3 separate regions of the Homo sapiens genome follow, and regions 1 and 2 are each linked to region 3. A link is an interaction called in ENCODE POLR2A ChIA-PET data of the cell type or tissue named here. Cell type or tissue: HepG2. All regions are shown on one strand. Each heading gives the region's core, and the rest is flanking DNA. Links, peaks and the distances in the headings are about the cores only.

The links. Peaks named below come from ENCODE experiments on the same cell type or tissue, not always from the same donor. Only the 100,000 strongest peaks of a DNase experiment are listed, where the experiment ranks them.
Region 1: POLR2A ChIA-PET joins it to region 3 with 12 read pairs; 12 of 35 experiments call an interaction of 5 or more read pairs at or near these places.
Region 2: POLR2A ChIA-PET joins it to region 3 with 16 read pairs; 14 of 35 experiments call an interaction of 5 or more read pairs at or near these places.

Annotation. Positions count from the first base shown.
Region 1 is chr16:27,319,159-27,327,111 of GRCh38, reverse strand. The region is part of intron 1 of IL4R (interleukin 4 receptor); the gene reads right to left. Among named protein-coding and RNA genes, the nearest start is that of IL4R, 9.2 kb to the right of the region's middle. RefSeq lists an enhancer at 1,792-2,646 and a silencer at 7,737-7,786. In HepG2, for the core only: no CTCF peak of the experiment used is centred there; a DNase peak (open chromatin) is centred at 3,901.
Region 2 is chr16:27,269,719-27,277,671 of GRCh38, reverse strand. The region is part of intron 1 of NSMCE1-DT (NSMCE1 divergent transcript); the gene reads right to left. Among named protein-coding and RNA genes, the nearest start is that of NSMCE1, 4.9 kb to the right of the region's middle. RefSeq lists an enhancer at 5,470-6,018. In HepG2, for the core only: a CTCF peak has its summit at 3,652; DNase peaks (open chromatin) are centred at 3,641 and 5,901; H3K4me3 peaks cover 281 bases.
Region 3 is chr16:27,200,040-27,207,992 of GRCh38, reverse strand. It overlaps KDM8 (lysine demethylase 8), which reads right to left and starts at 4,467. Exons shown (of 8, transcript NM_024773.3): 1 at 4,357-4,467. RefSeq lists an enhancer at 4,263-4,422. In HepG2, for the core only: no CTCF peak of the experiment used is centred there; a DNase peak (open chromatin) is centred at 4,142; H3K4me3 peaks cover 1,800 bases.

The DNA.
Region 1 (7,953 bases), core at 1,210-6,209, 120 kb before region 3:
CTCCACGACAGAAACTGGCCTGAAACCTCAGCTCCTGTGGCGCAATCAGTTAGTCATGCTACTTATAAGAAACCAGCCCAGAGCTTCCTCTGGCTTCTGGGACAGCTGGGCTGGGCTGGCAGGAAGCTAGGCATGCACTTCTTCCTGGGACAGTAACCTACCTAGAACTGGGGTTTCCAGAAATGGCAGCCACGTCGGTGGCCCCACTGGGATAGTAAGGCAGGCCAGGCCAGGGCCCCAGAATGGCCCGGGATCTGCCTGGTTGGCTCCGTCCCCAGCCCAGCCAGTGGGAGGGAGGGGAGGCAACAGACTGGCTCTGCAGCCACCAGGAACACAAATCGGCCCCCTCCACCAACAGCACCCACCAGCCTCCCTGTGGGCCTGCTGTGGCTCAACCATCCTCACCCACTTGCTCAAGTACCTCACTTATTCTCCTTCTCTTTTTTGCTTTAGAGACAGGGTCTCATTCTGTGGCTAGAATGCAGTCGCACCGTCACGGCTCAGTGCAGCCTTGAACTCCTGGGCTCAAGTGATCCTCCTGCCTTAGCCTCCCAAGTAGTTGTGACTACAGGCACACACCACCATGCTCGAATAATTTTTAAATTTTTGTAGAGATGGGGATCTCTCTCTGTGGCCCAAGCTGGAGTGCTATGGCACAATCATAGCTCACTGCAACCTCAAACTCCTGGCCTCAAGCAAACCTCCTGCCTCGGCCTTCCAACATGCTACAGGCATGAGCTGCCGTGTCCAGCCATCTCCTCATTTATTCTTGCTGTGGGTGTTTTCCAAGTACTGCCTATGTGCTGGCTATTACAGATGCAAACAGGCCATTCATTCATTCATTCCTTTCTTCTTTTAACAAATATTTGAGCAAGGAAGAAGTTGCCAGAGCGTTTTGAGCAAAGAAGTGACATGATGAGACTTTAAAAAAGACCTCTCTTGCTTGGGTGGTGGGGGCACGGGTAGAAGTGGGTAGCAGTGAGGAGGCTACCACACTGGCCCCAGAGAGAGGTGCCAGGGCTCACACCAGGCTGCGGAGATGGGGAGGTTGAGAAGGGGCTGAATTCTAGATCTGTGTTGAAGACAGAGCCCACAGGATTTGCTGACAGGATGGATGCTGTGGGGCGGGAGAGAGAACAGGAAGGCTAATAGGAGTCAAGAATGATTCCACAGCCATTGGCCTTTTCCAAGATGGCGGCCTGTGGGGGTAGCCCGTGTGACAAGCCAGCCTGCTGGGCAAGCTGCAGGACTTCAGATTAGCAGAGGAGGCTGTTAGCAGGCGCTCAGGGAAGACCCTCCCTCATCCTAGAGGGTCAGGTTTCTTTATCGGGGATGCACCAGAGTTCTCTCGGGGAGGGGCCCGACATACAGCAGGCACTCAATAAGTGAGCATGTGTATTTTATTTTATTCTTATTTTAACAGGTATACAGTGTTTCCTTGGTGCCAGACACTGGCCTAGGTGCTTTAAGCCCTCCCTATGAGATAAGTATAATTATTAAACCCATTTTATGATTCTGAAGGTTCTTTTTTTTTTTTTGAGACAGAGTCTCACTGTGTAGTCCAGGCTGGAGTGCAATGGTGGGATCTCAGTTCACTGCAACCTCTGTCTCCCAGGTTCAAGTAGTTCTCCTGCCTCAGTCTCCCGAGTAGCTGGGACTACAGGTGCCCACAACAACGCCCAGCTAATTTTTTTGTATTTTTAGCAGACACAGGGTTTTGCCATGTTGGCCAAGCTGGTCTCAAACTCCTGACCTCAGGTGATCCACCCACCTCAGCCTCCCAAAGTGCTGGGATTACAGGCGTGAGCCACTGCGTCTGGCAGATTCTGAAGGTTCTTATGAGAGGGCGGGGTGAGGGAGGGAATGAGGGAAGACCCAGCGAATAGGCAGGCAGGAGGGAGGGCACGGCCCACTTCCCACCCTACAAGCGGGGCCCTTGGCTGGAGCAAGGGGGAGAAGGACTGGCTGGGATGGCAGCTGGAAGGTTGGCAGGCCGGGGACAACACCGTCTGCCAAGCCATGGCAGTAGACTCAAACTCTGTCTCTAGGGCAGTGGGGAGCCAGTGAAGGCTCTTAAGCAGGAGAGGAGCGGGCTGAGCTGAGAGCTGGCGAAGAGGGGGCAGGTTTGAGCCTGTTTGGGAGGAGGAGGCAGCAGGGACTTGGTGGCGCTTGGTGGGGAAAGCAGGCTGGGGAGAGCGGGGACAGAGGGAAAGTGGCCTCAGGCTGGGGTGGTGGGGAGGATCCCAGGGACCCTTCCCACGATGGAGAGCCGAGAAGAGAAGCAGATTTGCTGGGGAAGACCACGCGCTCCGGCGCACTGTGGACACTTTGAGTCCACACAGTCAACAGGCAACTCCATCCGGGATCCTGGAAGCCAGGCCTGTCTTCAGAAGATTCCAGAGGCCCAAAGGAGGAAACAGAGCCTGAGGAAACTGTGTCCAGAAGCCACCTACCCAGGAACAGCAGCCAGCCTGGCCTCCATCTTTCTGCAACCTGTTATCTTGCTTTATTTCTCTGCAATCTTTGTGGCATATTGCACACTCGGGCCTTATGTGTTTGGTGCTCATATCCCCTACTGCAAGGCCAGCTCACACAAGGCCAGTGTCGATCCCGCTCACAGCCATCTCCCCAGAGCCTAGCACGGTGCCTGGCACACAGCAGGTGCTCCATGAATATTTGCTGAATGGAAGAACGACAGGATGAATTCCCCTGGCTGTGAGCAGGGAGGCCTGGTTGGTCATCCCCAATTTTCCACCTCTCCCTGCTGGGCAAACACTAGCAAATCCTGGCTTGGAGTCCCCTTAAATGTCCTAATGCAGGCACAGATCTCAGCCACCTCGGGGCCCTGACCTCCAGAGAGCTGGTTATCGACTATCACTCACTGTCCTGAGCAGCGGACAATGGCCTCTTGGCGCCAGGGTGCTGATTAGATTTTGACTGTCTTAGTGACAGCTATGGCTCCTAGCTGGCCTCCTTCTTGAGGTCTGCAGAGGTCACTGTGACTGGCCACGTGTCCCCTCTTCCTTCAGCCATGAGAGGCCATGCCCTGGGCCCTTCTGCCCTTGGTTTCGCCCCTCCCCAACTGGGTGCAACTTTGCTCACCAGCCTTGGCATTGGTTGTACCAGTCTCACTAACAAAAAAAAGCACTTGAAGGCTGGGCGCGGTGGCTCCTACCTGTAATCACAGCCATTTGGGAGGCTGAGGCAGGTAGATCACTTGAGTCCAGGAGTTCAAGACCAGCCTGGGTAACATGGCAAGACCCCGTCTCTACCAAAAATACAAAAAAAAATTGCCAGGCATGGTGGCACATGCCTGTAGTCCCAGCTACTAAGGGAGATGAGGCAGGAGGATGGCTTGAGCCCACGAGGTCGCAGCTGCAGTGAACTGTGATCATGCCACTGCACTCCAGCCTGGGCAACAGAGTGAGACCCTATCTCTAAAAAAAAAAAAAGAAGCCCTTGAGCCTCACTCACTCACTTAACCATGGACCCAATCCAAGGAGCATTGCAGATACAATTAATATCATCTCCATTGCAGAGATGGAGAAGCCGAGGCCCAGAGAGGGTCAGGAACCTGCCTAAGGATGCACAGCTAGTGAGTGGGCTGGGATTTGAACCCAGGCCTTTGGCTCTGGAGTGCACAGCACAGTGCCTGGCACAGAAGCAGTCATAAACTTGCTTTTTTATACACCACTCTTTTTTGCTTCTCCTGGAAAGCTCACTATGGAAGATACAGTAAAATATTCTCCCTGCAAGCACAGATGGAGGAATGAGGCTGAGGGAGGTTCAGAATTTGCCCGAGGTGATGGTGACGGAGCAGGAAGTAACCAGGTAGGAATTTAGAATCTGGCCTTTGTCACCATTTGCTCGGCCCTCAGCAGCAGTGAACTTGTCTCAACAATGACCAGGACTTTGCCCCCTGGGCAAACCCAAAGCCAGGACAACACATGGGCACAGGTAAGAGCTTCCCGTTCATTTTCTGCTTGCAGACTGGCATATGGAAGGCAGTGGGTGGGGACTACCCATGGAGCTCTTCCTGTTGTCTCACCCCATACCATTCCTGGATGGGTGGGGACACACAGACATGGGGGCCACCTTTGTGGGCAGGGACCCCCAAGCATCTGAGACACAGAAGCATAACTCTGGGCCTAAGTGCAGGCTCCAACCTGACTCGGTGGGAGACCGTGGCAGGCTGGAGTCCACTCAGAGCCTCAGTCTCCTCATCTGTGAAATGAGAATAAGATCACTTGCTTCATGGCTGGTTGCAAGGCTGCTGTTGTTTTTAACTCATCTGGCTTATTAGTACAGGAGTACTGACATCAATAAAATAGAATTCATGACAATGATGTCTTGAGTAAGTATTAGAAGAGAGAAGGTGGATGGTTTTTTTGTTTTTGTTTTTTTGAGAATGTCTCACTCTGTCACCTAGACTGGAGTGCAGTGGAGCAATCATAGCTCACTGCGGCCTTGAATTCCTGGTCTCAAGTGATTCTCCCACCTCGCCCTCCCAAGTAGCTGGAACTACAGGTGCACGCCACCACACCCAGCTAATTTTTAGTTTTTGGTAGAGATGGGGTCTCACTATGCTGCCCAGGCTGGAAGTTGGCTCTTTTATACTGATTAAAGGAACAATTCAGCCAGCTGCGGTGGCTCATGCCTGTAATCCCAGCACTTTGGGAGGCTGAGGTGGGCAGACTGCTTGAACCTAGGAGTTTGAGACTGGCCCGGGAAACATAGCGAAATCCCATCTCTACAAAAAACACAAACATCAGCTAGGCGTGGTAGTGCACATCTGTAGTCCCAGCTACTCGGGAAAATGCAACAATTCACCAAAAAGGTATAAAAATCCTGAACCCTTATTCTACTCATATGGCTATGCACTTAACAACATAGCTTCAAAAATAAAGCAAAAAACTGACAGACTCAAAAGGAGAACTTAACAAAGCCTCTATTATGGTGAATTGTAATTGTATTACGGTGGGAGGTAAATCAGGTAAAAAAAAAAAAACCACATAGTGACATAACAAATATAGATAATATAATAGCTAGCTTGATCAAATAGATACATTTCTAGAACCTTATACCCAACAGAAAATATACATTCTTTTCAAACACAAGAGGAAAAAAATGACCAGAAAATCCTATAAAGATCTCAGCAAATTCTCTACCACTGATATTATAGGAACCACATATATTGACCACAACAACCATGATGACCAAATTTAGAAATCAACAATAAAAAGATAACTTAAAAAATTCTATCTGTCTCAAAAATTTAAAAAGCATATAATTAAATAAGTCTTAAAATGGGAACCAAAAGGGAAATTCTAAACTGGGCAGTGAATAACATTGTGTAACAAGTTGTGGAAAGAAACCAAAGCAGTACTCAAAGAAAAAATGATAGCATGTTAGCCTGAAGTAGATTTATTAGAGAGCATGAAAAACTGGAACCTCTTAGCTTTAGACAAGGACTCTCAGAATAGAAGAAACTTGGATTAACAGCAGCTCATATAGAAGAGAAACATGGAGATTTTAGCTGACAAGCCCAATATGCACTCCAAGTGGGATATGGCTGCTACACAGTATGATTCCAGGTTGCATCAACAGAAGTATAAGCTCTAGATCCAAGGAGGTAATAGTCTCCTTCCTCTTTGACCAAACAAACAGTCTTTGCGTGGGACTCCAACCAGTTGACTCATGTGCCAAGGCAGGCCAAACTTATAATTTCCTGAGTCAGGGAGAATACCTGAAATAACTACAGTTGTGTAGTCTGAATAAGAGAAGTATCCGAGTTTGGAGGGAGATGGTCACTACCTCCAAGAGGCAGAAACAGACTCAGAAAGTGGAAGCTCCTAGAAAGCTAATTTGGGCTGGGCACGGTGGCTCACACCTGTAATACCAGCACTTTGGGAGGCTGAGGTGGGCGGATCACCCTAGGTCAGGAGTTTGAGACCAGTCTGGCCAGCATGGTGAAACCCCATTGCTAATAAAAATACAAAAATTAGCCAGGCGTGGTGGTGTGTGCCTGAAATCCCAGCTACTCGGGAGGTTGAGGCAGGAGAATCACTTGAACCCGGGAGGCAGAGATTGCAGTGAGCTGAGATTGCGCCACTGCACTCCAGCCTGGGCAGCAGAGTGAGACTCCATCTCAAAAAAAAAAAAAGAAAGAAAGAAAGCTAATTTGGCTAAATCTCAGGAAGATTTTCTCCCAGTTAGAGCTGCCCACCTGTGGAAATGTGGCTTCTGGAAGAAATATGCTAGAGGCAAGACCGTCGGGAGGCTGTGGCCCTGCCAGCTTGGAGACCTGCCCAGCCCAGAGAGCTGGTGCCTCTCCTCCCTAGAATTCAGTCTTCCCTTTTAAAAAGGCAGAATACTTCCCTGGCCGCTTCAGGAAAACATAGGCCTTCTCTGAGTTTTTCAAAAATGGTTCTGGGCGACTATGCTCACTGATTTCCAACGAAGAAATGTAATCCTTTTAAACTCTCCTCTTTGGGCTGGATAGCTCAGAACCGTGGTTAAATGCACAGGCTTCTGGGTCTGTAGCCCTGGGTTTGAATCTGGACTCTGCCACTTAGGAGCCGTGTCACCCAGGTAAGTCTCTAGCCTGAGCCTCAGGTTCCTCCTCAGGGAAATGAGCAGGACACCCACTCATCTCCATTCCTGCACCCAGCACAGAGCGTGATGTGGACTCCAGCCTCCACTGCCAGAGGCCGTGGTTGGGGCCATGGCTTCGGGATGATTCAAGCACATTACATGTATTACGTACTTTATTTCTATTATTATTATATGGTAACATATAATGAAATAATTATACAACTCACCATAATGCAGAATCAGTGGGAGCCCTGAGCTTATTTTCCTGCAATTAGATGGTCCCATCCAAGGGCGATGGGAGACAGTGACAGATCATCAGGCATTAGAGTCTCATAAGAAGCACGCACCCAGGGCCGCGTGCAGTGGCTCATGCCTGTAATCCCAGCACTTTGGGAGACTGAGGCAGGTGGATCACCTGAGGCCAGGAGTTCGACACCAGCCTGGCCAACACAGTGAAACCCTGTCTCTACTAAAAATACAAAAATTAGCTGGGTGTGATAGCACAGGCCTGTAATCCCAGCCACCAGGCTGAGGCAGGAGAATCACTTGAACATGGGGAGGTGGAGATTGCAGTGAGCCAAGATCGCACCATTGCACTCCAGTCTGGGCGACAAGAGCGAAACTCCGTCTTAAAAAAAAAAGAAAAAGTACGCAACCCAGATCCCTCACATGTGCAGTTCACAAAAGGGTTTGTGCTCCTGTGAGAATCATCTAATGCCTCAGCTGACCTGACAGGTGGCCGAGCTTGGGTGGTAATGCGAGCGATGGGGAGCAGCTGTAAATACAGATAAAACTTCGCTCACTCACCCGCCACTCACCTCCTGCTGTGTGGCCCTGCTGTGTGGGGACCCCTGGTCTGAGACACTGAGGAAGGTGCTCATTCATAAAATAATATGTAAAATGATTGGACTGTCTGTAAAATGGGGCTTGGAGGAACCAGTCCTGCGCTGCCCACATTCACAGTATTTCTGGGCAGATGGATGGCAGGGAGTACACCGACAATGTAAAAAAGTGGATCGATCTAAATGGCAGGTGTGTCTTCAGCACTCAGGCATAGATTTTATTGTGTTTAAACACCATGGTGAGGACTGAGGACTCTGGAGCTTCTAGGTTCACAGCCCTGCTCTGCCACCTTCAGGTGTGTGACCCTGGACAAGTCACTGAACCTCTCTGTGCCTCTGTTACTTCATCTGTAACATTTGCATGAGAGTAGCTCCTATCTGGTAGGGTTATTACACAAGTTAAATGAGACAATGCAGGTATCTGGCCCCAGCTCCCTCCCTGACCTCTGCTCCTAGACCTCTTTCTTGTTTGGTTCCATCCAACCACACCAGCTTCCTTGCTGTGGGTCAAACACAC
Region 2 (7,953 bases), core at 1,036-6,035, 70 kb before region 3:
AGCCAATATTTGAAAAATTAAATTTTCAAATCTTTTCAATCCTTAAATTCATTGCTATATGAATACATAGTTTTATTATTTTAGTTCACAATTAGAATACTCCAGGCTGGGAGCGGTGGCTCACGCCTATAATCCCACTTTCGGAGGCTGAGGTGGGCGGATTACTTGAGGTCAGGAGTTCAAGACCAGCCTGGCCAACATGAGGAAACCCCGTCTCCACTAAAAATACAAAAATTAGCTGGGTGTGGTGGCGTGCACCTGTAGTCCCAGCTACTTGGGAGGCTGAGGCAGGAGAATCGCTTGAACCTAGGAGGCAGAGGTTGCAGTGAGCCAAGATCGCGTCACTGCACTCCAGCATGGGTGACAGAACAAGACTCCAGCTCAAAATAAATGAATAGAAATAAAATTAGAATATTCCAGATAAACCTCAAGATCTTTATTCTCTTCTCCCATCCCAATCTTCCTTTCCCCTTCCTAGAGGCCCTCTAGCTTGAGCTTTATAACAATCTTTTCAATCCTTAAATAGAAAATAGTTTTATATGCATATGCTTATCTACTGGCAAATTATAATATTGCCATTTTGCACTGCTCCAAATTTGCATAAATGGTGATCTTGCTGTATCATCTTTATATCTTGCTTTTCCCCCACTCTATCTATGCTTTCAGGATTCATTCATGTAGACACTTGTGAGTTAATTCATTCCTTTTCATGTTATATGACCACCCGTGGTACATGACTATCTTGCTTTTTGATTTCCTTATTAATGGCTCTTTAGGACGTTTCATTTTTTCCCACCACATTGTTGCAGCAAATCTCAAGCACACATGGGAGATTTTCTTCAGTTAAATTCCTAGAAGTGGAATTGCTAGATAAGCTTTTTCAATTTCAGTAACACCAAATAGCTCTCCAGAGGGGCTATATACAACATTTATAACCCCACCATATACGTACAATACTGGTCTTTCTTTACCCTTGACCACATTTTGTCATTCTTATAGGGAAAAAGTTGGTTTCCTTTTCTTGTTTTATTTCCAACTAATAGTGAGGTTAAACATCTTTCCATATATATTTATATTTAAATGTATATTTTATATTTATATTTAAATATATATTTTATAAATATACATATATATAAATATATATATATATATATTTTAATATGGAGTCTAGCTCCATCACCCAGGCTGGAGTGCAGTGGTGTGATCTTGGCTCAATGCAACCTCTGCCTCCCAGGTTCAAGTGATTCTCCCACCTCAGCCTCCCAAGTAGCTGGGACTACAGGTGCCTGCCACCATGCCCAGCTAATTTTTGTATTTTTAGGAGAGATGGGGTTTCACCATGTTGGCCAGGCTTGTCTCGAACTCCTGACCTCAAGTGATCCACCCGCCTCAGCCTCCCAAAATCCTGGGATTACAGGCATGAGCTATTGCACCTGGTCCCCACATATTTTTTGGCCATGTGAATTTTCTCTTTTGGAAGAGATATTCTTTTGATACACTGGTAGACTGAATTTTTTTCAATACATATTTGTAATATAGATGAGCCTGACATTTTCTTTAATTTTGCTGTTCTCTTTTTGGTGTCAAAATTAAACTAGTCTCAGAATGTGTTGAATAGCTTTCTCTATCTTGTTCATATTCCAGTGAATTTTGCATAATATAGTCTTTTTGTGTGTGCTGATCACTCCAGTAAAACTTACTTGTTCTGGACATCTTAGGAGGTGAAGCATATCCTATATTTCTAGTTCGATTTCATTAGTGATTATTACTTTTAATGGCAAAAACCTCAATTACTTTTGCACCAACCTAACACTTTTCTTCTTGGGTCAAGTTTTGTAATTTTTATTTTTGTTAAAATTACCTTTTTTCTAATTTTTCAAATGTATTGGCATAAAGTTTGTGGTATACTTTTGTGCTTTCTAAAATTTTTACTCTAGCTGGTATGTTCAGTTTGCCATTTATCGTATTGTTTGTATGATTTTCTTGATCAATCTTACATGAAGTTTTTCTATTTTATTAGTCATTAAGAGAACACCAGCTTTTGGCTTCTATAATCAACTTCATTTTCTTTTGTTCTTTGTTTTACTCATTTCTGCTTTTTCATTCTTATTTCCTTCCTTCTGCTTTCTCTGGGTTTCTGTAGTTGTTATTTTTCTAACTTTTAACAATTAACTCCCTTACATTTTTTCTTATTTTGTAAGAAGTATAAAGCTATAAGTCCCCCTCTAATTATTATTATTATTATTATTATTTTTATTTTGAGATGGAGTCTTGCTCTGTCACCCAGGCTGGAGCGCAGTGGCGTGATCTCAGGTCACTGCAGCCTCCGCCTCCAGGGTTCAAGCGGTTCTCCTGCCTCAGCCTGCTGATTACCTGGGATTACATGCATCCACCACCATGCCCGGCTAATTTTTGTATTTTTAGTAGGGACGGGGTTTTGTCATGTTGGCCAGGCTGGTCTCGAACTCCTGATCTCAGGTGATCTGCCCACCTCAGGCTCCCAAAGTGCTGGGATTACAGGCGTGAACCCCGTGCCCAGCTAATTATTTAGTTGGATCCCACATGTTTTATGATGTCAGGTTTTCATTGTCATTTATTTCCAAATATTTTATAATTTCCATATTGGTTTTCTTTTTAATCTGAATGTTTTCAGTTTCTAAACATGTGTTCTTTTTCTTTTAAAAATGTATGATAAAATCTTTCAACATATAAAAAATATAATACCTGTGTACATGGTCCTGTACTCAACACCTCACTTAAGAAATAAAACTCGAATATATGCTTATAATTTTTAATTTTAATTTTAATTTTTATTTTTTTGAGACAGAGCTTTGCTCTTGTTGCCCAGGCTGGAGTACAATGGCACGATCTTGGCTCACTGCAACCTCTGCCTCCTGGGTTCAAGGAATTCTCCTGCCTCAACCTCCTGAGTAGCTGGGATTACAGGCACTCACCACCATGCCTGGCTGATTTTTTTGTATTTTCAGTAGAGATGCGGTTTCATCATGTTGTCCAGGCTGGTCTCAAACTCCTGACCTCAGGTGATCCACCTGCCTTGGCCTCCCAAAGTGCAGGGGTTACAGGCGTGAGCCAGTGCGTCCGCCCAATTTTTAATTTTTAAAAATTCGTAAGTAATAGATGTACGTGGTTAAAAAAAAAAGTTCATTCTGACTTCCTGGCCCCTTCCTCAGAAGCAGCTGCAGTTACTAATTTAAGGTGTATTGTATCTACACCTTTTTGGCTCTCTTTTTGTTGTTGATGTTTAATTTTACCACATTGCGGTTTGTGAATGTGGTCTATAGATTCTTTGGAATTCATTTAAGCTTCCTTTGTGGCCCAGTACATAGTCAATTTCTGTAAAGAATAGATATACCAAAGTTTTTTTTTCTAAAATACAAGCCTGATCTCATCACTTACTTTTCATAAGCTTCTGTGGTCTTCGGGTGAAAGACCAACACCCTCAGCATATTATTTCCCGAAGCTTCCTCTCTAGCCAAGGCCTTGGCCCTCGCCTTGTGGTCAACAAATTTATGTACTCATAGCTCTCATGCATTTTAGGGTCAGCTTTGAGAAGTCTGAACCATCAGAGCTGTCCAGGAATAGAGAGTCCAAAGTCTGGCACTTCAAAGGCCCAATAAATACTCACAGAGCCCACTAGGGAATGAGCCGTCCTCTGAGTCATACTGAGGCAGGACTGTCACCCCATGGGGGACCACTCTGCATGATGAACTTCGATCCTTACTCACTACTTGTTCCTGCTGAACGAGATTCACCTCATAGAGGCCTCTGATTGCTGTACTGCTTCCATTTTAATTTGTCAGCACTTTCCCTTCTTTTTATTTTTGCCAGATCCATAGTGGATCACTTGACAGTAGCATTCTCCCGTCACTTGGCCTTCTATGAATCAGTTGCTTAACCCCAGCTAAGGCCCACTTCAGTATGAATCCAGGCTGAGCTTCTGCTCTGAAGCCCCCAGGATGGGGATGGGGGTGTTGAGGGAGGGATCAGATAACCAACTGTCATCTCTACACATTTCTGGTTTCAACCTCAGCTAGGAACTCATCTCTGCATTGTCGTCAGCGTCTCTTCCAAACCTTTTGATCCATTCCCCTTAAATCCCTTAGCATCTCCTCAGCACCTCCCAACCTTTTTTTGGGATAGGCTGGTGTGCAGTGGCACCATCCCTCAACCTTAACCTCAACTGTAGCCTCAACCTCCTGGGCTCTACCTCCCAGGCTCAAGCCATCCTCCCACCTCAACCTCTCAAGTAGCTGGGACTACAGACACATGCCACCACACTCGGCTAATTTTTAATTTTTTTTTTGTAGAGACGAGGTCTTGCTGTGTTGCCCAGGCTGGTCTCGAACTCCTGATCTCAAGCAATCCTCCCACCTCAGCCTCCCAAAGTGCTGGGATTACAAGTGTGAGCCACCACGCCAGGCCCTCTTCAGCCAAAGATTGATACTGTTTGCTACCTTACGGAGAAAACGGAAAACATCAGGAGTGAGCTTTTTTTAGCCACTTTCACCTCTTTTCCTGCTGTTTCAGAAGTGTCTCTTCTCTTCTCTAGGTTAACAGTAATCCTGTCGCTATACACCTTTGACCCCATCCCTTTTTGTCTGTTTTTTTTTTGGTGTTTTTTTTTTTTTTTTTAAGACAGAGTCTTGCTCTGTTGCCCAGGCTGGGGTGCACTGGCACAGTCTCGGCTCACTGCAACCTCCACCTCCTGGGTTCAAGACATTCTCCTGCCTCAGCGTCCAGAGTAGCTGGGACTACAGGTGTGCGCCACTACGCCCGGCTAATTTTTTGTATTTTTAGTAGAGATGGGGTCTCACTATGTTGGCCAGGCTAGTCTCAAATTCTTTTTTTTTTTTTTTTTGAGATGGAATCTCACTCTGTCACCCAGGCTGGAGTACAGTGGCTCGATCTCAGCTCACAGCAACCTCTGCCTCCTGGGTTTAAGTGATTCTTCTGCCTCAGCCTCCCAAGTAGCTGGGCCTACAGGCACGCACCACCATGCCCAGCTAATTTTTGTATTTTTAGTAGAGACAGGGTGTTACCATATTGGCCAGGCTGGTCTCGAACTCCTGACCTCATGATCCACCCGCCTCGGCCTGCCAAAGTGCTGGGATTACAGACGTGAGCCACCGCACCCGGCTGCCTGTTTTTATTTTATGGATTATTATCTCTGCTCCTATGTCTTCAAGTCTTCCCTTCTGAAGCCATACTTCCCAAAAGAGCAGTCAGCATTCCCTCTCCACTTCCTCAACTTCCACTCTTCACTCTTGGAGTTCGATCTGGCTTCCTCCCCTCTCTATTAAGATGGCCTTTGTTGGCCATCAAATTCTAAATCAGTGGCGCATCTTACTCGACCTCTCCAGAGCATTGACGATTCTGACCACACCCTCCTTCTCAAAAGTCTGTATTCCTATGTGCCTCTGATGCCACTTTCACAGCATGTGGTTCATGAATGTCACCTATAGATTCTTGAGAATTTCTTGAAGCTTCCTTTGTGGCCCAGTAATCAATTTCTGTAAATGTTCCAAGCATGTTTGAAAAGAATAGATATACCCAAGTTCTTTTTCTAAAATACAAACCTTCTCTCATTTCTTCCTGGTCTTCCATCACTTCTATGGTCTTCAAGTGAAAGACCAACCCCCTCAGTCTTGAATCTTTCTTTTCTTTCTACCTTTTTTTCTTGACGCTTTGATCTTGAAATGCTGGTGTTCCCAGCGTTTTCTATTCTTTTATCTCTCCACACACCAGGGAAGCACATGCTTCACAAAAGGGGACGGTCTCTCCCAAGTTCTGAACAAGTGCTGCCATGGGGGAAGGCTGGCCCACTGTCGTCAGACTTCCCCACTTTTCCAGAGCAGTCAGCTACAGTAGGGTTTTATGTGAAATGTCCCAAGTTTATTTATTTATTTTTGAGACAGAGTCTGGCTCTGTCACACAGGCTGGAGTGCAGTGATGCAATCTCAGCTCACTGCAACCTCTTCCTCCTTGGCTCAAGCTGTCCTCCCACCTCAGCCTCTTGAGTAGCTGGGACCACAGGTGTTCACCACCATGCCTGGCTAATTTTTGCGTGTGTGTGTGTGTGTGTGTGTGTGTGCGCGCGCGCGTATATATTTTTTTTGTAGAGATGGGGGCCTCACCATGTTGGCCATGGCTGATCTCAAACTTCTGAGCTCAAGCCATCCTCCCAGCTGGGCCTCCCAAAGTGTTGGAATTACAGGAATGAGCCATCATGCCCAGTCAAAGATTGAAAACCCCAACTTTAAATATTGATAATGAATAGAAAATTTCACAAAACCATGTAGGGCAAACAAAACACAAATATTACTCCTTAGGGCTTTATTTCCCCTCTTATTTGACTACCTATTAGGCAGTTTATAAAGAACTTATTAGTGGTGTTAGTTCACACTTATTGAGGGCTTACAATGTGCCAGAGACACTCTTCTAAGTAGTTTACGTTTACTCTTCCTTTAATCTTCAGAATAACATTATCAACAAAGTGTTATTATTAAACCTGCTTTATAGATGAGCAAACTGAAGCTGAAAACTTGAGCTCAGTCATCCCTTAGTATCTGTGAGGGATTGGTACCTTAGTCCCCATGGATACCAAAATTCTCGATGCTCAAGTCCCTTATGTAAAATCAAAACCACCTTTGTAAAAAGCATAACTGAGAAAATTATGATAGTGAAAGAGATCTGGCCTGACTCCATCTTGCTTCTAACTTCCAAGCTGTCCTTGATCATTCCTGGACATAGGTGGAATTAATGTTGGAAAGAACTTAGTTTATAGTTTAACTTTGAAACAAAGGCAATAATAGCCCTTTCCCAAAACAAATCCCCTCCTTGCCTAGGAACGGGTCTGCCTTTGTAGACTAACAAATTAGCTAAAAGATTAGAAATTATGGTTTAGGAGGTCACGCAAGCTGGAGGCTACAAGATTCTGACCCTCCCCAGATTGCTTCCGGGAGTAACATCACTGTTCTAAAACCTAAAATCAGTGCTTGAGATATTTTGCAGAACCCGTGTTCTAATGCACCAGCTGACGCCACCCAGCCCTGTAATCTGGCTAATCTGGTCCTATGGTCCTAACCCAGGATCTGACTCAGTGCAAGAGGACAGCTTTGACTCCTTTCCTCTCTGATCCAACCTATCAACACTCTCTAATCCCCAGCACCTCCAGCCACCAAATTATCCTTGAAAACCCTGAATTTCCAGGGAGACTGATTTGAGTAATAATAAAACTGTGGTCTCCTGTTCAGCCAGCTCTGTGTGAATTAAACTTTCTCTATTGCAATTCCCCTGTCTTGATAAATTGGTTCTGTCTAGGAAGCAGGCAAGGAGAACCATTGGGTGCTTACAAAATGCGAGAATACTTGCATTTAACCTACACAAATCCTCCAGTATATTGAAAATCATCTTTAAATTACTTACAATACTTAATACAATGTAAATGCTATATAAGTAATTGCTATGCTGTATTGCTTTCGGAATCTGTATTATTTTTATTGTTGAACTGTTATTTTTTACTGTTTTCCCCCACAAATATTAACCACCCACAGTTGCTTCAATCCGTAGATGGGGAACCTGTAAACATGGACAGCTGACTGTACTTTGTCCTATGTCTCAGAGACACTGAGTTTAAGGCCCAGGATTCCATGTTGACCATCCAGCTCCAAAGCTGAAGCTTTTAATCACCACACACCACTGCTTTCCCACTTAGCAGATGAAACTGAAGCCCAGAGAGGTTAAGAGGTTGTCCAAGATCACAGGGGTGGTGAGTGACCAAGCCTGGATTTGATCTATCCTCACAGAGACAGATATTTGCAGGTACTGCTGTTCTATATTAGTTACCTGTTTCCCTTGCTAGGCTGCATCCCTAGCTCTCAGACCAGGGATAGAATTCAAACGTTTGGAAAATTAACGCCTTGAAGACTCAAA
Region 3 (7,953 bases), core at 1,374-6,373:
GACAGAGGCTTCAGGATGGCTGTATAAGTTTGTTTTCAAAATGGCTTTTCAGATTGCCTCTGTATAAGCCACTTGAAATGGCCTCCCCAAAGGCCTCAAGATTATTATACACTATCCCCCAGCAGGGCACCTATAATCCCAGCTACTCGGGAGTCTGAAACAGGAGGACTGCTTGAGCCCAAGAATTCGAGACCAGCCTGGGCAACATGTAAAGACCCTGTCTCTAAAAACAATTAAAAAATTAGTTAGCTGGTCATGGTGGCACACACCTGTAGCCCCAGCTACTCCGGGAGCTGAAGCAGGAAGATTGCTTGAGCTCAGGAGTTTAAGGCTGCAAGTGAACTGTGTTTGTGCCTCTGCACTCCCATCTGGGTGACAGAGTGAGACCCTGTTTCAAAAAATAAAACTATAGCCTCCTACAAGGCCTTATGTTGGCAGCATGGTGAAGTGGCATTCTGGCCGCATCAGTCTTCTGCCTTGTTGCATAGGCTTCCCCAAACCTCTCATGATTTGGCCTTTTATGTAGTTACCATATCAAACAGCCACATCCTGGTATAGGAAGCAGTCTTCCAAAGCAGTTTTGTGAGATGGAGTCTTGCTCTGTCACCCAGTCTGGAGTGCAGTGATGCGATCTCGGCTCACTGCAAACTCCACCTCCCAGGTTCAAGTGATTCTCCTGCCTCAGCCTCTGAGTAGCTGGGACCACAGGCACGCATGCCATCACGCCCGACTAATTTTTGTATTTTTAGTAGAGACGGGGTTTCGCCATGTTGGCCAGGCTGGTCTCCAACTCCTGACCACAAGTGATCCACCCACCTCAGCCTCCTAAAGTGCCGGGATTACAGGTGTGAGCCACCACGCCCGGCCCTTGTAACTTGTTTTAAAAACTGGCCTTCCTATAGATGGGGGCTTGTCTGAGGACCAGGTGAAGTCAGATTTTGTCTTAGTTTTACAAATCGATCTGTGGTTTCTTCATTGTGCCAGGAAAGAATTGTTTGTTGTGTCCATCTACCCCGCTGGGAGCAGCCTCACATTGGCTCCTGTTAGCCATGCAAAATGGCCTTACAGAAGGAGTCTTGGTCTGGCTGGGGAAACACTCTCTTGCTGGCTGTATGAAACAATCTTCCAGGGTCACTGGCCTCATGGGCTATGAGAAGCAGCCTTCACACCACCAACCACTTGAGATGGCCCTCCTGGGAAGGTCAGGTGCGAGCCACAGGTCACTGCCTTTCTGAATGGCCTCAGGTCCAGGCTCATCAGCCTTCTGGCATTTCCCATATACTGGTCTGATAAAAAGGCTTCTTGTTGTATCAAGAGGTTTTCTAGAGGAAAGGACTAGCCAGAGTAGCCTTATGGCCTGGCTTTATTGATTGGCTTCCCAGAACTCCTCACTGAATTGCTGTTTATAAAGTCTTATATTAAGGCCACGTGCATCGCTCACGCCTGTCATCCTAGCACTTTGGGAGGCTGAGGAGGGTGGATGACCTGAGGTCAGGAGCTCGAGACCAGCCTGGCCAACATGGTGAAAACCCATCTCTAATAAAAATACAAAAATTAGCCAGCGTGGTGGTCCACGCCTATAATCCCAGCTACTCGGGAGGCTGAGGTAGGAGAATTGCTTGAACCTGGGAGGCAGAGGTTGGGGTGAGCTGAGATCTAGCCACTGCACTCCAGCTTGGGTGACAGAGCAAGAGTCTGTCCCTCCCGAAAAAAAAAAAAAGCACACGCACACAAAAGGCTTACATTAAACAAACAGGCTTCCAAAGGAGGGAGTCAAGAATAAGATGTGTGACTTGCCAGTTCCCTGCAAGAAGAAAAAAGATGTGTGAAGCAGTCTTTGAGAGTGGTGCCACAGACTGGCCTTCGAGAGCTCTACATAAAAGGGTTTATTGGGAGTTGTACAGATAGCCTTCTAGTGGCCAGGTATAGGTGGGTCATCCAAACCAAGATGCTATTAATATTTATGTCTGCATCAGTAAAAAACTGGTGTTATTCTAGGCAAACTGACACCTACCGTAACCCAAATGTGGGCCATATCAAAAAGCCTGAGTGGCCTCGTATCTTCACTTTACAAATCAGTCTCCCAGAGCTCAACAGGTATTGGCCTTCAAAGACCTCTTGTTGATCACAGAAGGTTTTTTTATTTTTATTTTTTTTGAGACAGAGTCTTTCTGTCACTCAGGCTGGAGTGCAATGGTGCGATCCCGCCTCACTGCAACCTCTGCCTCTCAAGTTCAAGCAATTCTCCTGCCTCTGCCTTCTGAGTAGCTGGGATTACAGGTGCCCGCCACTGTGCCTGGCTAGTTTTTCTATTTTTAGTAGAGACGGGGTTTCACTCTGTTGCCCAGGCTGGTTTTGAACTCCTGACCTCAGGGTGATCTGCTTGGCTTCCCAAAGTGCTCAGATTACAGGTGTGAGCCGCCACGCCCGGCCCAGAGAAGGCTTTATTTATTTTTGTGGGGAGGGGGGCGGTCAGGTATAGAAACAGCTTGAGTGGGCTTATGTCCTGGCTTTGTGAACTGGCCTCATAACCTGGAACAGCTTTCAGGGGGAGATCAAGTGTGGGTTGCATAAAACAGCTTTTGAGTGGACTTGATTCAGCCCCTAAATGCTCCTTACATAAAGTCTTGTCTGCTGGTGTATGAAATGATCTTGCAAAGAAGGTCAGAATATAGGCTGTTATGTGCTAACCTCTGAGTGGTTTTTCTCCTGGATTTATAAATAAGACTAAAATGAATCTTATAAAAGCCTTCTTGTTGGTCGTACTAAACAAAAAGGAGCCAAGTATAACCTGTATAAAACAGCCGGAATAGACTCAGGCCTGGACTTTATAAATTCACCATCCAGGCAGAATTCACTATGCAAACTGGCAAAGTAGGTCCCTGGTAGGTTATGGGATATATCCCTCTTGGAAGCCACTGCCCTGTCATCCTAGGATTCTCTCAAATTATTTTTATTATTTTTTTTGAGACGGAGTCTCGCTCTGTCACCCAGGCTGGAGTGCACTGGCCCAATCTTGGCTCACTGCAACCTCCGCTTCCCAGGTTCAAGCAATTCTCCTGCCTCAGCCGCCCAAGCAGCTGTGATTACAGATGTGCACCACCACACTCAGCTAATTTTTTATTTTTAGTAGAGACGGGGTTGCGCCATGTTGGTCAGGCTGGTCTTGTGAACTCCTGACCTGAAGTGATCGGCCTGTCTCGGCCTCCCAAAGGGCTGGGATTACAGGTGTGAGGCACCGCGCCCAGCCTTAAATTATTTTTAAACATCAACTCCTCTAAAGCACCTCCCTGAGTATTCTTTAAGGTGGCTGGGTGGAATGGCCTCTCCGAGAGCCTCACTGTGATTTGCAGAGGGTCTCAGGGTGGGCACTCTGCAAGCACCATGCTGGTCATGAGAAAGCCTCCCAAAAGGGGCTTCCAGGACAGATCAGCCTACACCTAGCTTTCTGGGAACAGGCGGTCCAGTTCTCTAATCTCCTCAATGTTATTATGGCAGTATTCCACAAAAATTGTGCAAAAACAAGAGCTTCGTAAAACTTCCCAGGAAAGTTTGGAACATTTTCCAGAAAGCTTTAATTCATGGCACAGGGATCCCTTTGGCTCTCTAAGGGGCACACAGTCTTGTGTTTGGGTCGTCCGTGTGGCCCCAACGCCTGCGCACCTCCTGTCCCCGGGCTTGCTCCCGAGTCCTCCTGAGCACGGCGATTCCTACCGTTGCCGGGAAACGCACCGATGCCCATCGTTAAGTCCTACCGAGCTACAAGCACCTTTCCTTAGGGCAGTCACACACCCAGGCCCCAGAGGGTCCCCCGTACCCCGCACTGGCCTTGAGCCCCGAGGCCTCAGACCCCCTTCCCTCCTCAGCGCCTTCCCCGGGGCTGCATTTCTCGCGGCTCATATTTGGGACCTGACGGCGGAATCGTTTCCAGCCTGCCTTGCGGCCCAGGGGCAGCGGCTGGTTGCCTAAAAGCAGCGGACACACATATAGCAGAGTATAAAACCCGCGCAGGCGCACTAGGCCTACACCAACGCGACGCCAAGAACCGCTAAAGCGCACAGCAGCCCGCCGTAAGGGCCTGCCCTCACGCATGCGCAAAACCACTGCCAAGAGACGAGCATACGCACGCGCGGAACCTTTCCCTTTATCCTCCCGCAGGGCAGGCCGGCGACGAGCTAAATTGCATTCTCAGAGCGCATGCGGCAACTCGAGCCACCCTCGGGGTTTTCCAAGGCGCACGCGCGAGGCCGGGCTTGGCTGCTTCACATGACGCCTGCGCGGTCTATGCCTCTGAACCCGGCCTCTCCACTTCTGAGGAACTGGAGCTGACTCCGCTCTCGAGTTGCTCAGACTAACCTCTCTTCAGCTGGGACGGTGTCGAGTCGCCTTTGGGCTGGCGAAGACTCGTTGCGTTTGGTCCGACCACTCGGCTGTGTCCCCTGAGGAGCCAGAGGCTAGCATAGGAGTATCGATCGCTCACCGCTCGTCTGATCACGACGCAGTGCCTGGAGGAGCGCCGAGTGATCGATGCCGTGGCCCCGCCCCACTGCTGTTTAAAAGGCCGGGGGATGGAGAAGACAGAAAGGCTTGGCTGTATCCTCTGGGTCCTTCCACGCTAGTGATACCGCTTTTTCCTCTGCACAGATAACAACTTCGTACAAGGCTGTTTGCATCCACCATTTAATCTCTGCAGCTAGGATTATTAGTTCTCCCTATTTTACAGAGAGCGAAACTGAGGCTCAGTGATTAAAGTGGCCACATACTTGTACTTTTGGAAAGTCAGATCCACAATTACCCACGAGCAAGTGCTGCATCCACAGTCTGTTCGAGTGAGAAGGCAAGTGGCCAGGGGACACACTCCTGCCACCTTTGCTTTGATGCCGAGTGGTGCGTGGTCACTGGGACTTTTGTGTTTTGAGCACACACTCCTGTGGACTCCAAGTATGCACGCCTTTTGCAGCATTGCACAGAGGCATGGAAAGTTATGTTCGTACTGAGCTTGGGGTCTGAGTAGGAAACAGGCTTGCTCAGGATCAGTTCATAGATTAGTGGATTCTAGGTACGGTGCTAAAATACTTTAAAAATATGAGGATCGTAGCTATTGTAATGATCATGCTCATCCCCATTTTAGGGAGTGTATTAGTCCGCTTTCATGCTGCTGATAAAGACATACCCGAGACTGGGCAATTTACAAACAAAAAGGTTTAATGGATTCACAGTTCCACATGGCTGGGGAGGCCTCAAAATCATGGTGGAAGGTGAAAGGCACGTTTTACATGGTGGAAGACGAGATAATGAGAACCAAGTGAAAAGGGAAACCGCTTATAAAACCATCAGATCTCATGAGTCATATTCACTACCAGGAGAACAGTATGAGGGGAACCTCCCCTATCATTCAGTTATCTCCTACTGGGCCCTTCCGCAACACGGAATTATGGGAGCTACAATTCAAGATGAGATTTGGGTGGGGACACAGCCAAACCATATCAGGGAGGGAGCAAGTAAAGCACAGAAAGATCTCCTAACCCACCAGGCTCACTGGGATGCTGGTGTTTGAACTCAGCAGCCACAGGTTTAGAATCCTCATGGTTATGTGCTACACTAAGTTTCCACCCTTGAGTAGTGACAATGTTGAATTTTCCCTGAGTCTTGTGTCCCCGGAAAAAAGTAAAAAGGAATTGCTCTCACCCTTTTGTGTTGTGGAAAAAAGTTTACTGCAAAGAATCACCCCCCACCCCCACAAGAGAATTTAGATAAGACTCCAAGACACCACCCCCATTGTTTACCTGTGAGAGCAGGTAAACAGGACACAGACCCTCCAATTCTCATTCATTGTCTTATAAGTGATTACCTGAACTGCTTGTCCCACTAATCAATCCTTATAAAACGCTGGTCAACCACTTTGGTTAAGATTCTTTCCTTCCTCCAGGCCCCTGAACTTTGGCTCACCCTGGGCCTGGGCCAGCAGACAGCCCCTCCTCAGAATAGGCTGGCCTCAGGTTGATATATTCTCTGATCTACTAACCCATCATGTCACCCTTTCACCCCACTTCCAGGTTCTTTCTAGCCTTGTTTTCTTCTTCCTATGAAAGAAAAGCTCTTTTTGGCCTAACCCTTGTGGCCACAGTGTACTCTCTTTTGCAAGTCTCCCTTCCCCTGTTATAATAGTCCCTCCTGGCCAGGCGTGGTGGCTCACACCTGTAATCCCAGCACTTTGGGAGGCCGAGGCGGGCGGATCACGAGGTCAGGAGATTGAGACCATCCTGGCTAACACAGTGAAACCCCGTCTCTACTAAAAATACAAAAAATTACCCGGGTGTGGTCACGGGCACCTGTAGTCCCAGCTACTCGGGAGGCTGAGGCAGGAGAATGGTGTGAACCTGGGAGGCGGAGCTTGCAGTGGGCCGAGACACCGCACTCCAGCCTGGATGACAGAGCGAGACTCCGTCTCAAAAAAAAAAGAAAAAAAAGTCCCTCCTGCACCTTGCAATAATCCTTTCAAATAAAGCCACTCTTTTTTGTTTCCTTCAAATAGGATTTTTCTTTTTTATTTTTTTAAAATTATACTTTAAGTTTTGGTTTACATGTGCACAGCGTGCAGGTTTGTTACATACGTATACATGTGCCATGTTGGTTTGCTACACCCATCAACTTGTCATTTGCCTTAGGTATTTCTCCTAATGCCATCCCTCCCCCAGGACCCCACCCCCTGCCAGGCCCTAGTGTGTGATGTTCCCCTCCCTGTGTCTACGTGTTCTCATTGTTCAACTCTCACTTATGATTGAGGACATGTGGTGTTTGGTTTTCTCTTCTTGTGTTACTTTGCTGAGAATGATGGTTTCCATTTTCATCCATGTCCTTGCAAAGGACATGAACTCATCCTTTTTTATGGCTGCATAGTATTCCATGGTGCATATGTGCCACATTTTCTTTATCCAGTCTATCATTGATGGGCATTTGGGTTGGTTGCTATTGTGAACAGTGCTGCAAAAAACATACGTGTGCATGTGTCTTTATAGTAGAATGTACAAAAATCACAAGCATTCCTATACACCAATACCAGACAAACCGAGAGTCAAATCATGAGTGAACTCCCATTCAATAAAATACCTAGGAATCCAACTTACAAGGGATGTGAAGGACCTCTTCAAGGAGAACTACAAACCACTGCTCAAGGAAATAAAAGAGGACACAAACAAATGCAAGAACATTCCATGCTCATGGATAGGAAGAATCAATATCATGAAAATGGCCATACTGCCCAAAGTAATTTATAGATTCAATGCTATCCCCATCAAGCCACCACTGACTTTCTTCACAGAATTGGAAAAAACTACTTTAAACTTCATGTGGAACCAAAAAAGAGCCTGCATAGCCAAGACAATCCTAAGCAAAAAGAACAAAGCTGGAGGCATCATGCTACCTGACTTCAAACTGTACTACAAGGCTATAGTAACCAAAACAGCATGGTACTGGTACCAAAACAGATATATAGACCAATGGAACAGAACAGAGGCCTCAGAAATAACACCACACATCTACAACTATCTGATCTTTGACACACCTGACAAAAACAAGCAATGGGGAAAGGATTCCCTATTTAATAAATCGTGCTGCGAAAACTGGCTAGCCATATGCAGAAAGCTGAAACTGGATCTCTACCTTACACCTTATACAAAAATTAATTCAAGATGGATTAAAGACTTAAACATAAGACCTAAAACCATAGAAGCTGTAGAAGAAAACCTAGGCAATACCATTCAGGACATAGGGATGGGAAAAGCCACTCTTTACTAGATCTGAATTTGTTTTGACAGTGGATGGGCAGTTACTCTACAGAGACTACAGTAGGGCGGGCACTAGAATCTCCAACTTGCCCAGACAGGCACCACAGCAAGGACCAAAGGAGATTTGACCTGGGACCCCCTGATTCCAGAAGCCACAGTGTTCAGG